Linked DNA regions of Homo sapiens: region 1 is linked to region 2. Evidence: chromatin loops called from intact Hi-C (ENCODE). Cell type or tissue: Caco-2. All regions are shown on one strand. Links, peaks and the distances in the headings refer to the core of each region. The heading gives the core; the rest is flanking DNA.

Region 1 (8,308 bases), core at 1,273-6,272, 71 kb before region 2:
ATTCTGCAGTTTGAGTGAGTTTCTTAATCCTGAGTTCTAATTTGATTGCACTGTGGTCTGAGAGACAGTTTGTTATAGTTTCTGTTATTTTACATTTGCTGAGGAGTGCTTTACTTCCAACCATGTGGTCAATTTCGGAATAAGTGCGATGTGGTGCTGAGAACAATGTATATTCTGTTGATTTGGGGTGGAGAGTTTGTAGAAGTGTATTAGGTCCACTTGGTGCAGAGCTGAGTTTAAGTCCTGGATATCCCTGTTAACTTTCTATCTTGTTGGACTGTCTAATGTGGACAGTGGGGTGTTAAAGTCTCCCATTATTATTGTGTGGGAGTCTAAGCATCTTTGTAGGTCTCTAAGGACTTGCTTTATTAATCTAGGTGCTCCTGTATTGGATGCATGTATATTTAGGATAGTTAGCTCTTCTTGTTGAATTGATCCCTTTACCATTATGCAATGGCCTTCTTTGTCTCTTTTGATCTTTGTTGGTTTAAAGTCTGTTTTATCAGAGAGTAGGATTAAAACCCCTGCTTTTTTTTGTTTTCCATTTGCTTGGTAGATCTTCTTCCATCCCTTTATTTTGAGCCTATGTGTGTCTCTGCACATGAGATGGGTCTCCTGAATACAGCACACTGATGGGTCTTGACTCTTTATCCAATTTGCCATTCTGTGTCTTTTAATTGGGGCATTTAGCTCCTTTACATTTAAGGTTAATATTGTTATGTGTGAATTTGATCCTGTCATGATGATGTTAGCTGGTTATTTTGCTTGTTAGTTGATGCAGTTTCTTCCTAGCATCGATGGTCTTTACAATTTGGCATGTTTTTGCAGTGGCTGGTACCGGTTGTTCCTTTCCATGTTTAGTGCTTCCTTCAGGAGCTCTTGTAAGGCAGGCCTGGTGGTGACAAAATCTCTCAGCATTTGCTTGTCTGTAAAGGATTTTATTTCTTCTTCACTTATGAAGCTTAGTTTGACTGGATATGAAATTCTGGGCTGAAAATTATTTTCTTTAAGAATGTTGAATATTGGCCCCCACTCTCTTCTGGCTTGTAGAATTTCTGGTGAGAGATCCGCTGTTAGTCTGATGGGCTTCCCTTTGTGGGTAACCCGACTTTCTCTCTGGCTGCCCTTAACATTTTTTCCTACATTTCAACCTTGGTGAATCTGACGATTATGTGTCTTTGGATTGCTCTTCTAGAGGAGTATCTTTGTGGCATTCTCTGTATTTCCTGAATTTGAATGTTAGCCTGCTTTGCTAGGTTGGGGAAGTTCTCCTGGATAATATCCTGCAGAGTGTTTTCCAACTTGGTTCCATTCTCCCCATCACTTTCAGGTACACAAATCAGACGTAGATTTAGTCTTTTCACATAGTCCCATATTTCTTGGGGCTTTGTTCATTTCTTTTTACTCTTTTTTCCCTAAACTTCTCTTCTCGCCTCTTTTCATTCATTTGATCTTCAATCACTGATACCCTTTCTTCCACTTGATCAAATCAGCTACTGAAGTTTGTGCATTCGTCACGTAGTTCTTGTGCCATGGTTCTCAGCTCCATCAGGTCATTTAAGGTCTTCTCTACACTGTTTATTCTAGTTAGCCATTCGTCTAATCTTTTTTTCAAGGTTTTTAGCTTATTTGCAATGGGTTTCAACATCCTCCTTTAGCTCGGAGAAGTTTGTTATTACCGATCTTCTGAAGCCTACTTCTGTCAACTTGTCAACGTCATTCTCCATCCAGCTTTGTTCTGTTGCTGGCGAGGAACTGCGTTCCTTTGGAGGAGAAGAGGTGCTCTGGTTTTTAGAATTTTCAGCTTTTCTGCTCTGGTTTCTCCCCGTCTTTGTGGTTTTATCTACCTTTGGTCTTTGATGATGGTGACCTACTGATGGGGTTTTGGTGTGGATATCCTTTTTGTTGATGTTGATGCTATTCTTTCTGTTTGTTAGTTTTCCTTCTAACAGTCAGGACCCTCAGCTGCAGGTCTGTTGGAGTTTGCTGGAGGTCCACTGTAGACCCTGTTTGCCTGGGTGTCACCAGCGGAGGCTGCAGAACAGCAAATGTTGCTACCTGATCCTTCCCCTGGAAGCCCGGGCACCCGGCTGTATGAGATGTCAGTCACCCCCTACTGGGAGGTGTCTCCCAATTAGGCTACTCGGGGGTCAGGGACCCACTTGCGGAGGCAGTCTGTCCGTTCTCAGACCTCAAACTCCATGCTGGGAGAACCACTACTCTCTTCAAAGTTGTCAGACAGGGACGTTTAAGTCTGCAGAAGTTTCTGCTGCCATTTGTTCAGCTATACCCTGCCCCCAGAGGTGGAGTTTACAGAGGCAGGCAGGCCTTGTTGAACTGTGGTGGGCTCCACCCAGTTCGAGCTTCCTGGCTGCTTTGTTTACTTACTCAAGCCTCAGCAGTGGCAGACACCCCTCACCCAGCCTTGCTGCTGCCTTGCAGTTCGATCTTGGACTGCTGTGCTAGCAGTGAGCAAGGCTCCGTGGGCATGGGACCTGCTGAGCCATGTGCAGGATATAATCTCCTGGTGTGCCGTTTGCTAAGACCGTTGGAAAAGTGCAGTATTAGGGTGGGAGTGTCTCGATTTTCCAGGTACTGTCTGTCACGGCTTCCCTTGGCTAGGAAAGGGAATTCCCCGACCCCTTGCGCTTCCTGGGTAAGGCGATGCCCTGTCCTGCTTCAGCTCACACTCTGTGGGCTGCACCCACTGTCCAACAAGTCCCAGTGAGATGAACCTTGTACCTCAGTTGGAAATGCAGAAATCACCTGTCTTCTGTGTCTCTCACGCTGGGAACTGTAGACTGGAGCTGTTCCTATTTGGCCATCTTGGAGGGAGCTATGAAACAAATGTCTTTAAGAGTGCTAACACTTCAGCCTAAGACTGCAGGTGGGAATTCATGAAAATTAATTGCTAAAATCCTGATGGAATGGAATAGCAGAATGAGATAGCTGTGTTTTCTTTATACAGTATTTAAGCCATATTTCTGCATAGCTAGGGACTGTGCAAGTGTTTTTCTTTGCTTCTGATACCACAGTTACAAAGGATTCCACTGGTGCCACTCAGGAAACAGTGAAGTATTTCTGTGTCCTGTGTTTCAATTCCTGACATCTTAAAGATGGCGGCTGCCATCGTTTTCTACAGTATCTCAAGCTCATTCTCCACCAGATGGCAGCACTGAAGTTCAGAGGCCTTCAGCACAGAGCCTCCTTGCCTGGTGAATACAAATGCAAAGCTTTAAGCTCCTTCACACAAGTTAGACTCTCATTCTCTCTCCTACCTCCCCTCCCCCACTGAAGGCAACCCCTTCCAATAATCAGCCTTCTAGACTAAAATAGAAGCTTTTAACATTTTAATGTCTTGTCACATTACTCACCAGTCTCATCTAGGTCCAGGAAACCATTTCCTGGAGGCCTCTTTTTTATTTGTGTTCATTAGCTGCGCTAATACATTCTCTTGGAAACCACAGTTTAATAAATTTCATAGCGCATAACCAGTGGACTTAATGAATATTAGTCACTCGGAGCAATTTTTGTTTATTCAGCTTCTCTTTCCTCTCCTCCCTTCCCCTACCCCAGACCTCATTCTGTGGAATGATAATAATACACAGAGAGCTGGCTGGTTACAGAAGACTCTAAAAACAAGAAGAAAAAGGATCTTTCTGAGCTCACACCTGTTTTAAGGTTTGTTATCCTTAAAACGAAAAGCTGTAGGGATTCACTCAGCTCTTTCCTTGTAGCTCCCAGTGGACTTTGCTGTTAAACCACAGGGAGGAGCCCAGCCTTCAGAGCACTTAAAAGTACTTATGTCAAATCCATCCCATTCTTCCGGCCTCCGTTTCTCAATCCAGCCACCATTCCCAGGGGCTGGAGCACATTACAAGGCATTCACTTCATATGAATGGGCACACACAGACTTTTTCACCATTTCGATATGTCTAACATTTGCAGGCACATCCTGTAGGCTGCCTGAAACAGCCTTAATTTCAATTTACTGTCTCCCCAAGGATCTTGCCATTCTGCGGAAAGTAGAAAACTCAATGGTCGTTTCTCCTCTCCGACCTCTCACCCCAGGCTCTCTCTGCCCTCCTCCTCTTTCAAGGAAAAGCTGTATTGGGAGGAACATTTTGCTCCAGATGAATAGAATGAAGTTTTGATGCTTCTAACAGCACGTATGATCTTTTATTTTTAAAAAATAATGAGCAAGTTACATCAGATTACCACATTTGGAAACTGTTCAAAGTCGGCATACAAAGCCCAGTAAATGCTGTCTTGGGTCCTCCTGGAATATGATTACACAAGACAGCATGAAATCATAGTCTTGAAGTTTTACGTTGTCGTTTGTAACCCGCTAGGTCTAACTCTATATAACTTTTTAGTATGGAAATTTCCAAATATGTATACAACTTGAGAAAATACTGTAATGAACCTCAAGGTACCTGTCCTTTAACTTTCACATTAATCAACATTTGGCCAATCTTATTTTATCAAATCCTCTTCTCACACATGCCTGTCTTTTTTGCTTGGAGATTTAAAAACAAATGACAGATGTGTCTTTTTCTCTGTAAACAGTTTGGCATGCTTTGCTAGCTGATAAGAGCTTTCTATTTTTAGCATAATCACCATGCCAATATCACACTTAACATAATTAATGGTAATTCCTTAGTCATCTAATACCTAGTCCATTTTAATTTTTTTCCTGATTACCTCAATATTTTTTTTACTAGTTCAGAATCCAAACAAGACCCACTCATTGCATTAGTTGTTTTTTCCTTAAGTCTCTTTTGTTTTGCAACAGGTCCTCCTCCTTCTTCTCCTCTTCCTCCTCCTCCTCCTCTTCCTTCTCCTTCTCTAGTTTTATGCCATAGATCTGTTGGTTATACCAAGATTTTTGTCTATAGAAATATTTCATACTGTACATTTGACTGATTGTTTCCTTGTGGTGTCATTGAATTTGTTCTTGTACTGTTAGGGATATTTCTGGCAGAGAAAAAGTTAGCTGAGTTTTTCACTCTTATACTGAATAAAAACCAGTAGAATACAGAGGGAAATCCTCATTTTGCTTTGGCATCTGGAGCTACACTTACTGTTAATTCATTCAGCAAATATTAATTAGCTCTTGTAATGTACCAGGCACTGTACTGGGCTTTGGGAATGCAGAGTGACTAAGGGGGTTGGGAATATGGGATAACTGAGAAAATCATGGACCTTATCCTTGTGAAACTTAGGAGTCGTGGGTTTCAAAGCACCACTTAAAAAAACACCTGTGTTGGGTTCTCCTAACACTCTTGTAACGTCCATCAAGTTGTAAAGCCCTCTTAAATTTACTGAAGAATACCGAGGATGAAGTGATAGGTGCTGTAGACAGGAACTATACAAGAAATCACTAATGGAGAAGTCAGACACCATTCCCCTTGGACTTTTGGATTTCGCTCTTTTGATAAATTAATTTTAGATCCTAAACTCTGTCACAGGTGGATCAGTACTGCTAAAAAGATTTAGGCAACCCCTGAACAAAATTAATATCAGGGTATCAATTTATATTGGCCTAGGTTACAAAAGAAGTTAGTTCCTTACGAGTTCCTTAATTCTGACACCCATCTCCAAGAAATCCATCAATGCATAAAAATAAGAAACACATTGGAACATAGTGCACAGAGACTAAACACAACTGAAATAAAAGTTACCCAAAATGAAACTTCTCTTACTTACCAGTGTGTGATAAACTCTGATATCTCCAAATCTATTTTGTTTTATTTTTATTTCATTTTGTTTTAAAAAAATGCTTATTGCAAACCAATAAATGAATTTTGTGATCCACCAATGAGTCATGATCTGCTGATTTTGGAAAAGGCTTGACATTTGGATAAGATGGGGTCATGGACCATCTGCTTGAACTACGTCGTTGAGGCTTACTTTTGTAAAAGCCCAGATTTTGTGCCTTTGAAATAATATCGGAGGAAGGGATTGAGGTAGGGGGTTTTCAGAAGTTGTAAACATCATCAAGGCCTTCCTCTTATTTATTTATTTTTTTCTGGATAGAAGCAGTGTAAGCGGACGGAGGGAGACACTGGGGGCAAAGTAAGATCCTTGAGAATTTCAAGTGTCTTATTTTTAAGGAAGGAGACTAAATTTTTTTTTTAAAGTAGCACCTATTGGCTGTATGTTTTCTCATCTTATCTTATGTAATCCTCATAACAATGTAACTGTGTAGCCTTTATATATGTTACATAGGAGAAAACTTGGACTCCCCGAGATTGAGTAGGTAGAGGAACTGACTATTAACCAACTCACAGAGACCATGTCTCCCGGCAATTGGGGACTAACAGAGACTGGAGTCAGGCAATCTTTACTCTGAATCCTTGCTGTGGTACTTAGTGATAGTTATTAGTAAGTGAGGAATAAATAAGATTAAATGTGCAAACACTCAGCATCTAGTAGTCACTGATTATTTGTATGAATATAAGATACATGTATAAGCTATATATTAAAATATGCATACATGATATATATACATATATAAGATATACATTAAAATTTTTGTTTTTAAAATTATCCCTTGGAACAAGATGATATGTCAAAAATACTGGCATTGTGTACATTTCTAATCTTGCAGTCTGTTGGCATCCCTCACTGCCCTGTCTCCTCCCAGTAACGCTGAATATAGTTAGAATCCTGCATGTACTGGGCACCATAGCAAAACTTGAAAAGCAAACCAACACACATACAAACTCAACAACAGGTGTCAGCCTCCAGCAGAGAAATTTGATGGAAGAAACCATAATTTTGAGTAATAACCTGCATTTCATCAGGACTAGGTTCCTTTCCAACACTCAGAGATTTTGTTGTTACTATTGTAACAACATTCAATGAGAATATTGCCATTCTCACACATACCACATTGAGAGGCAATGGTATATGGTGTATAAGAGCTCCATCCCTCAGCGCAAGACGACCTATGCTTAAATTCTGGTTCTGCCACTTCCCTGCTGTATTAGCCCATTCTTGTATTGCTATAAAGAAATACCTGAGACTGGGTAATTTATAAGAAAAGAAGTTTAATTGGCTCACGGTTCTTCAGGCTATACAGGAAACAGTGCTGGCATCAGCTTCTAGGGAGGCCTCAGGAAGCTTTTACTCATGGTGGAAGGCAAAGTGGGAGCAGGCACTGCACATGGCGAAAGCAGGAGCAAGAGAGGGTTGAGGGTGGGGAGGAGTTTCCATGCTTTACAACAACCAGATCTTACAAAAACTCAGTACCGTAAGGACAGCACCAAGCCACGAGGGATCCACCCTCATGACCCAAACACCTCCCACCAGGCCCCATTTCCAACACTGGAGATTACATTTCAACATGACATTTGGGCGGGGAAAATATTCAAACTATATCACCTGCTATGTGGTCTCGAACAAATCACTTAAACCATTTTTCCTCCATCATCATTAGTAAAACAAGGTTTATGATGTTAATCACAATGAGGATGATAAAAATGCCCACCACGTAGGTTGTTGTAAGAATTCAATGCATTAGCATATATAAAACACTTAAAACAGTATCCAGAATATAAGAAGTGTTGGCAAGTCTTATGATGTTATGAGTTAGAGATACTCCCTCTGCTCCTGAAGGGCCAACATTTCCAGTTTCAGTTGCATTTGGCAGCTTTCTGGAGTGGAGCAAATCATAGTTAGGTCTCCACTCATTCAGTAGGACTTTGTGAGTCATCGACAGTGGTTAAGATGCAGTGCTAGCTACAGAATAGTTTTTTAAAAAATGGAACATCTGTTCTTTCCTCAATAATTTACAATCTAATTGAGAAAAAAAACAATGTTCTCTGCCACCAGCTAGCTGTGAGATTTTACTCAGGATACTGTCCCACTCCAAAAATAAGGGGCTCCTCTACTCTGTACTAATGATGAATAAATTGGGATTCACCAGGTTTAGCACCTCAATTCACAAAGACAAGAATCTCTATTCAAGAATTATAAAGAAAATTATGAATTCATAAAAATATTTTAAATAAGCTAGAATCTGAAAAATAAAGAATGTTGTCTTATTTAGTGATGACCCCATAAAGGGCTCCACCACTCTGCAAGTGATGATGAATAAACTGGGAATCACCAGGTTTAGCACCTAAATTCACAAAGGCAAGAATCTCTATCCAAGAACTATAAAGAAAATCATGAATGCATAAAAATATTTTAAATAAGCAGGAGTCTGAAAAATAACGTTATCTTATTTAGTGATGACCCCCAGATAAAAACTTGAAGAAGTTTATGGTTAAACATTTTTACTTAGGATCCATTTTTCTTT
Region 2 (8,308 bases), core at 1,573-6,572:
AGAAACCTCGCATAATTTTTTTCCTTCCTTGTGTCAAGAATTTTCAACTTTTTACTTAAAGGAAGCACTCCATGAACATTTTTTTTTTGGCATACCCAAATTTCCAGCATTACCTATATTACACTTTGGGGACTTTGTTAAGTAAACTAAGAGTTGCTTGAACAAAAGCACTGTGATACCATGACAGTCAATCTGATAACTGAGATGGCTACTAAATGACTAACAGGCAGGTAGTATATACAGTGTAGATATCCTAGACAGAGGGATGATTCATGTCCTAGGTAGAACAGAGCAGGATAGCACAAGATTTCATCATACTGCTCAGTATGGCATGTGATTTAAACTTATAAATTGCTTATTTCTGGAATTTTCATTTAATATTTTCAAACTGCTGTTGACCATTGGCAATGGAAACTGTGGAAAGTGAAACTGTGGGTGATGGTAAACTACTGTGTTTGGAGAAATAATGACCCCAAACTGCCCAAATTTGAGAAAAGACATGAATCTACAAATACAAGAAGCTCAACAAACTCCAAGTATGATAATCCAAAGAGATCCAACTAAAATATAGTCAACTGTGAGAAATCAAAGACAAAGGAAATCTTGAAAACAGAAATGGAAAAATAGCTATACAATGTGTCCTCAATAACACTATCAGCAGATTTCTCAGCAAAAACCTTGCAAATAAAAAAGTAGTGAGATAATATATTTAAAATGCTGAAAGAAAAAAAAAGTTGTGACTAAGAATTCTATATCCAGCAATACTGTCCTTCAAAAGCAAAGAATTAAAACTTCCCAGATTTAAAAAAATGCTGAGGAAATTCATTACTACTAGACCTGTTCTGTAAGGAATGTGAAAGAGAATCCCTTAAGTTAAAATGAATGGATGCTAGGCCATATAAAATTTTCTAGCGAAGGTAAAAATATGGGCAAATGTAAAAACTTTCATTATTATAATTTTGGTTTTTAACTCAACTTTTTATTCTTTTATAGAATGTAGAAGGCAAAGCATAAAAATAATTATAAATCCATGCTAATCAGTAGACAATATATCAAGGTGTAGTTTGTGATATTACAAATGCAATTTATGACACATATAACAATATGACTGAATCTTGAGGATATTATGCTAAGTGAAATAAGCCAGTTACAAATACCATTTGATTTCATTTATATGAGGTACGTAGAATTATTAAATGCATAAAGACAGAAAGTAGAATGATAGTTGCCAACAGCTGGGGATTGGAAGAAAGAGTTGTTCTTAATAGACGCAGAGCTTCAGTTTGGGAAACTTAAAAAGTTCTGAAGAAGGATTGCCCAACAATGTGAATGTACTTAACACTACTGGACTGTACATTTAAAAACAGTTAACACGGTCAACTTTATGTTATGTGTATTTTATCACAATTAAAAAAATTTTGTTAATATGGGCTTTGGAACCAGATGACCATGAATTTGCATTTCAAGTTCTTTTAACTCCTAGTGAAGTGGTGTTGTTGTCTGGGGTAAATACCCGGGTTCATTGTCTTGCATCAAGAAGATTAAGGACGTGGACATACATGAGAAGTGACTTTAGGAGCGGAATGTAATAGGCAAAAGAAAGAGAAAGGAGAACAGCTCTCTCTCTTGCGAAAGAGAGGGGCATCCAAATGGGACTTCTGGCCCACGTGGAGTGTACCAGATTTTATAGGCAGGCTGGAGGAGGCGGTGTCTGATTTATGTAGGGCCTGCAGATTGGTTGGATCAGGTGTGATGTTTACGTAGCACACAGGGAAGGCAGGCCACCCCATCGTAATCTTATTATGCAAACAGCCTTTCCACTTGGCCAGTGCCATGTTGTCTGCTCCTTACTGTACACCTGGCTGGCAAAGAGAAGAGAAGACAGAGCTGCCATTTTGAACATGCCTAGTTCCAGGTAGCCTTTTCCTGTTGGCACAACTGCAGGCATTCGCCTGTGCAAGCTTCTAGCTTGCTTGTCTATGTCTGCAGCTCGATTTTACAGGCTGCTCTTTGTTAGAAAAGAAAATGATTTTGGGGCTGCTTTTCATTAAAAGGAAAACCTTTCTGAGGACTCCAGTACCCTCACTATCTGCCTAAATAATTTCTTCTTAACTCCTATATCACTAGCTGAGTAACCTTAGGCTAATAGCCATTCACTCTGAGCCTTTTTTCCTGTAGGATAAAATAAAAATAAAGTTGCAAATGCATGTAAAACCCCTGGGGCACAGTAAAGAGAATAAACATTCTAGATGGCAACCTCTTTGATGGCAAGTCTTAATTCTAATACTACTCCAAAATGCAAGGCTAACTGTGATTTCATTTCAGGAGTGTATTTTTGCAAATGATTATGTAATCAAAGATTGAGGAACAAAAAGAAGCTGCATTAAAGTTGTGACTCAGGTGACTAGATGAAGACTGGAATGACTTTCTCACTTCTGTTACTGTGCACACATTTTAGAATAAGACAAAGTCAGTCTTCCAAAACTAACTTTTTAAAATGTTTTGGGGGTGGTGTGGGAGTGGAAAAGGGAAGGCAGCACTAAAAGGGATATATGAACACTGATATTTTCCCTCCGTGTGAACATACTTTCATAGGCTGCCCCATGGATGGCTTTGTGATACCTCACGCAGTTTCCTTTCTCATCAGCCCTTCACTTGTCCTAAGGGACAGCACCCCGCAAAAACACACTATTTCACGTAGACCTGCAGTATCCACAAAGAAAAGATGATCTGGGACGTCCTCTGATCTTGCGTGTGGAGGATCCTTTGCCAGCTTTAGAGGAAGACAAGACATAGGGAGAAAAGGTTTTTGTTGTGGTTTGTTTTTTTTACTGCGACCTGAAATCCGCCTTACCAAAACCCATTCCAGAGAACTTTAGCCTTGGCTTCAGCCAAACAGGCAATGAAGTGTAACTTTTCAGTGACTATTTCGGTTCCAAAACCCTTGTATATATGGATTTATTTGGAAAAATAAAGCCTTAAAATAGAAGTCCAAGCTTATCATGTGCAGGCCTTTTCCTGCCAACTTATAAGCAACAAACTGGTGTATTTCTTCTTCCTCTTTGAGATAGAGTACATTCCAAGAGGAAGTCGATGTCAAGTATTTGGATAAACAGCTAAGATTTGAGAACCAGCTCTCCAGCAATGGGGGAGGTTTTCTCTAATATGTCCTAAGGCTGGTGTGCTACAGGTTTGTAGCAATTATTTCTTTTTTTAAAAAGCATTTTCTTCTCATTAGGGAAAAGACTTCTTGAATGAACTAAAGGGGACAGATGGAGACTTGGAACATTGTCATCACCCTTGAGCCTCTGTAACTATGATTTCTAGGGCACTCAGGTAGTTTATTGGGCAGTCATCCGAGGGGAAACTAAACACATGTTAACATGGACTGGCAGCCCCTAGTCTAAATTCTTTCAGCCAGTGGTCCCCAACCTTTTTGGTACCAGGGATCGATTTTATTGAAGACAATTTTTTCCATGGATGAGGTTGGGTGGGGGATGGTTTCGGGATGAAACTGTTCCACCTCAGGTCCTCAGGCATTAGAGTCTCGTAAGAAGCACGTGACCTAGATCCCTGGCATGCGCAGTTCACAATAGGGTTCGCGTTCTTACGAAAATCTAATGCCGTGGCTGATCTGACAGGAGGCGAACCTCAGGCGGTAATGTTTCCTCGCCTTCCACTCACCTCCTCTGTATGGCCCGATTCCTAACAGGCTACTGACTGGTACAGGTCTGTGGCATTTGGGGACGGGGACTCCTGCTTTAAGCCATAGGGTAGCAATGCTTCATTTCCATCCAGAAAAGAGGAGAAAGCGCAAGGGATGGTTGTTGCAAAATCATGTTCCCCATCAAGGGAGTCTCTTGGAGACAGTGGAGTCACATAACCAGCATGGTGACAGCAGGAATCAAGCCAGCTCCTGAACCCAAGTAGGAAAGCAGGTGACTGAATGGCAAAAACTGCCAGATACAAATATTTTCTTTTGTGCTTCTCTGTTTTTGAAGCAGCTCATGCCCTGGGAAGATGAGGATGTCTTACAATTGTTTCCATTTAGTGATGCAGAAACTGTCACAACAATGAGTCACTGTTCTGTACAAAAGAGACCTTTGGTGGTGGAAAACTGGTGTGTGTGTGTGTGTGTGTCTGTGTGTGTGTGTGTGAGAGAGAGAGAGAGAGATTGCTCAAATTGCCATTGCCTAATCAGCCAGTAGTGATTGAATGGAGAAAGCCTTTGAACCAGATCTCAGATTCAGGGTGCTTTCATGGAGCAAAGAGAAAAAGACTGAGAAATTCACTATGGTGAGTATTGAGGTTGTACTGCAGCTCAGTCTGGAGAATTGAAGGCTCCTTCCTGAAAGGGTATGGGGACATAGAGAAAGATAGCATCAGTGGATCAAAGCTACCACATTTTTGCGGTTAGATGGAGATTACAGTAGGGAGTGACAGAGATAAAATGTTAAAAACCTCCAACATTCCAGTTTAGACACAGCCCCTCCCCTTTCTGGCCATAGTGACCGCTCTCTGGCAAGCACTGCCCAGGGAAGATAAATCAGTTAGCCAGTGGCCTAAGGGTTAGGACTTTAAAAAACAACAACAATAAAAAAACCAAGAAGTTATAAACCGTGAGTCCACAAGTGGCCCCAGGAGACTTGCCTTCTGCATTCTCTCTGTCTGCGCAGGACTGTGAGGCATCTCTGGGAAGCCATCAGCTCTCAGGGGCAGGCACAGGAAACAGCTCTTCTTGTTGGCAAAATCCAGTTCGGTGGTTTGGAACAGGGTAGACAGAGAAACAAACAAGTGTTTGTTCATAGGCTGAGACCTAGGGGGTGTATAAGGAGTAATGATCCTATCACCTAAGGAGGATGAATTCTGGGTCATTTTATGAACTGTCTTCCTTAGAAAAGCCTCCGAAGCAACTGGCAGATGAAAACTGGAAACTATTTTGAGCTGGGATCAGGGAGTCCAGGGAGCTCAGCAGACCAGGTTACTGCCACTGCCACTCACTAATTAAGCACATGGACAAATTGCTGCCTTTTCTTGGCCTCTTTTCCTCCTCATAAACAGATGAATCCAAAACTTTTCTAAATCCAAAACTCACCAGTTACTTTTCCTCTTGTCTGCTGATCTTTACTTTTTTTTTTTTTCTATGACACTGCATTTTTCCCCCCTGATGTCAGGATCCAAGAGAAAGTGAAAACCTTTCTCCTGATACGGTCAATACTGGAGAACTGGGAACAATGTCAGAATGACCGGCCACCCTGAGCCAGCCCCTTCAATGGCACTGCCCCTGGGGGCTGTTCAACATATAAACTGGGGCCATTTAACATATAAACTGAATTCAAAAGTTACTTCATGTTCTACAAAAAGAATATGTTTTATTTTTAATTTACCTTCATTTTCAAAAAAATCAAGATTCTCTCTTTAAGGTGCCCCGGGCCCTATGTGTCATGCAGTACCCATTTGCAGAAACATCTTCTGTCACCAAGAGTTTCGGAGACAGTTTTTGTAGAGTTCCAGGCCTCAGTTTCTCTCTCTGTTGCAGGGAAATAATCAGACTTACCTGCCATCAGCTGCTCTGAGGTTTTTTGTGAGCTTCTCAGCTGACAGTTTTAAAAAGTAAAAACTATCCTTATATGTGATTACGTATCTTCTCAAATAAGACTTTCTTACATCTGCAGAGACTGTTTAGTCTCTTAGTCTTTTCTAGAATTCTGGGTTACGTTTAAAACAAGCACTACGTTTTATATTAATACCAAAGCTTTGAAACCACCGTGGTTAATGACTCTACCAGCTGCTTTTTGTCGTCTTTAATAGTGACCTCTTTTTAGGAATAACTGCCACCTAATACCTTCCTCTCAAAGACTAGGTCAACAGAGAGTCATTTGGCTGATTTTTCCATCAACAAGCTAGGGGGCTGGGGGTTAGCACAAACTGGTTGTAACCATTTTATTCTTCAGCCTCTCTCTGTGCCTGTGCCTCAATATTTCTCCAATGAATGCTAGTAGCCTCAGGATGCAGTACAATGATGATACTATCCTGCCCTCCGAAGAAAAGGCACTGTTTTCCTGCCTGCTTCCCTCCAAAGCATAAACACACAAACCGTATGCTGATAGCATCATTGTTACAAATACAAGCTTGAGATATTTAAATATTTGTGTTTAGATTCCATCTTTATCCATCACTCTTTTGCCTTTGTACAATTATGAAATGCAGATATTTTCATTCAATATCAAAGCATCCATCCAGCCTCTTAGGAGAAATGCTGGCTTAGTTAGTGAAGTCAAAGCTTTTATGCCTTGAGTATTAAGCTTGCTGGGATCAATACATGGGAGCAGATCGTGGCAATTCTGGAATCTGGGACAAGCATCATCAGAGTGTGATCCCATCTTGAGTGCTCAGTGGAAGTAACTCCAAGCCAGGGGAAGTCCCACCAGAAGAAAAGGCTGACTCTAAATAAGGTGCATGTTTCCAAACTATTGGTGCCTTTTGCTCCTCTGGCTTGTGTCCTTCCCAGGGTTTTATACTCAGATACTGGAAGTGAAACTCCTTCATGTCCAGCTCACAGCTGGCTGCCATCATGGACTCATGGAACTAAATGGATCGTGGGGCCCTTGACACAACTACAACTCAGCCCTCCTCTCACTTCTATTTTTTGTTGTTTGTATGTTATGTACAATTGACTGTAAGTCATTAGCAAACACATTTATTGGTGGAACCATGTAGTATTTAAGAACATAGGCTTTGAGGTTCAAAATTTGTGCATTAAATTTTACCTCTTGTTATTTGCTAGCCTTGTGGCCACAACAAAGTCTCTTAACAGCCTAATTTTTCTCATCTGTAAGATGCTGCTAATTATGTTTACTTTATTGATTTAGTATGAAGATTCAAAGAGATAATGTATGTAAAAATGAAAGCATGATATTTGGAGAATTTTAAGCATTCATAATAATGTTTCTCATTGTTAATAATACTGATATTTTATGGTTACATAAAAGTATTAGATTTAGAAGGTGTTCCAGCCCATATGATAATGTCTTTTCTTTTTTTGTCTGAGGCTGAGAAACTAAGATATATAATAATACCAATAACCAAATTCAGAGTCTTTTTTGATCTCAATTTCAGTGACATGAACATGATTCCACCCGGAATTCTCAACAAAGTTATTTTCTGACAACTCTTGGTCAGGAGCCTGATAACTTGGAAACCATTTGATCTTTTGCATAGGGATGGTCTTTTTGTCAAACATCAAATTTAGCCCTCTTTCTTACTGTGGGATAAGTATATGCTTTCAGACTTCATGAAAATATTGTCAATCACCAAGAACAATTTTCTGGTGGAGAAAATCTAGGGAAAACATTAGCAAAAGTCTAAACTGAACTAATGGACGGTATTTAAGCATCCAAGTTTTCGTGTATTTGGTATGTAACCATTATCAAAATGAAATCTCTCATTTCGTGTTTAGAGTTTTTTCCTCCCATAACACTGCTTGAAAATTTTAAACCAAGTAGGCAACAGGAAAAAAATATTGCTTTGATACATTCTTTCTGAAAAGAGAGGTCAAATATGCAAATTAATTAATTCTTTCTTTTTTTCTTTATTTAACATCTTATGTTTTGAAGCGGGAGGGAAGCAAAAGAGAGTTTATGTGTTTAAAGGTGTGTGTATGTGTTTGTGTGCATGTGTGTGTGTGTCTGTGCATTTATGTACACATTCCCAATGGGGAAATATTCCATCTTGATGACTTGGGGCTGCACGCAAAGCACATTTACAATTAACGCCCCACCTCTACCTTTTGCCATGCTCTCACTTTCCAGAATCCATATGTTGTAACTGATATGAGGCTCCAACTGCTTTGTTGCACATGTGAATTTAATAGTGGCAAATTTAGATGAAATGGTTCAGAACTGCCCATGTATTACTTTCATCGGCAGCAAGATCATCACATTAATTCTTTTTTCAAGTTAGTGTTGAATCTAGTCCTCTTGAAATTGATGAATGACAGGGCTGGCTGCAGCCAGGCATGATGAGCACAGGTGCTCATTTGGAAGCTGGCGCCTCCAAACCCAACCCATGCCACTTAATCTCTGCATCGCATGTGTTTTCCTGATATTTAGTACTCACTCTTCCTTCAACACACAGCTTTTGGCATCTCAGCGTTAGTGTGTCTATACTGTGTATATAAATGGGTCTGAAGAGATCATGCTTCCGCGATCTCTGTTTCTAGCCCTACAGGTTGGGGGTGTCACTGGTCTGTAGTTGTGCTCTAATCACAGTTTGCAACTCTGCTCTTTCCTTTGGAGGTTAATCTAGA

What was found. A loop is a pair of places that touch in the nucleus more often than their neighbours do. Peaks named below come from ENCODE experiments on the same cell type or tissue, not always from the same donor. Only the 100,000 strongest peaks of a DNase experiment are listed, where the experiment ranks them.
Region 1: a loop joins it to region 2, with 7 times the contacts of the local background. A loop is called at or near these places in 4 of 110 quality-filtered maps.

The regions. Positions count from the first base shown.
Region 1 is chr1:221,260,785-221,269,092 of GRCh38, forward strand. No RefSeq gene overlaps it. Among named protein-coding and RNA genes, the nearest start is that of LINC02817, 71 kb to the right of the region's middle. In Caco-2, for the core only: a CTCF peak has its summit at 3,191 (motif pointing right); a DNase peak (open chromatin) is centred at 3,187.
Region 2 is chr1:221,331,213-221,339,520 of GRCh38, forward strand. It overlaps LINC02817 (long intergenic non-protein coding RNA 2817), which reads right to left and starts at 5,084. Exons shown (of 2, transcript NR_024236.1): 1 at 4,651-5,084; 2 at 1-2,773. All of the region lies in intron 2 of LOC105372932 (a long non-coding RNA gene), which reads left to right. RefSeq lists an enhancer at 4,214-5,413. In Caco-2, for the core only: no CTCF peak of the experiment used is centred there; a DNase peak (open chromatin) is centred at 4,489.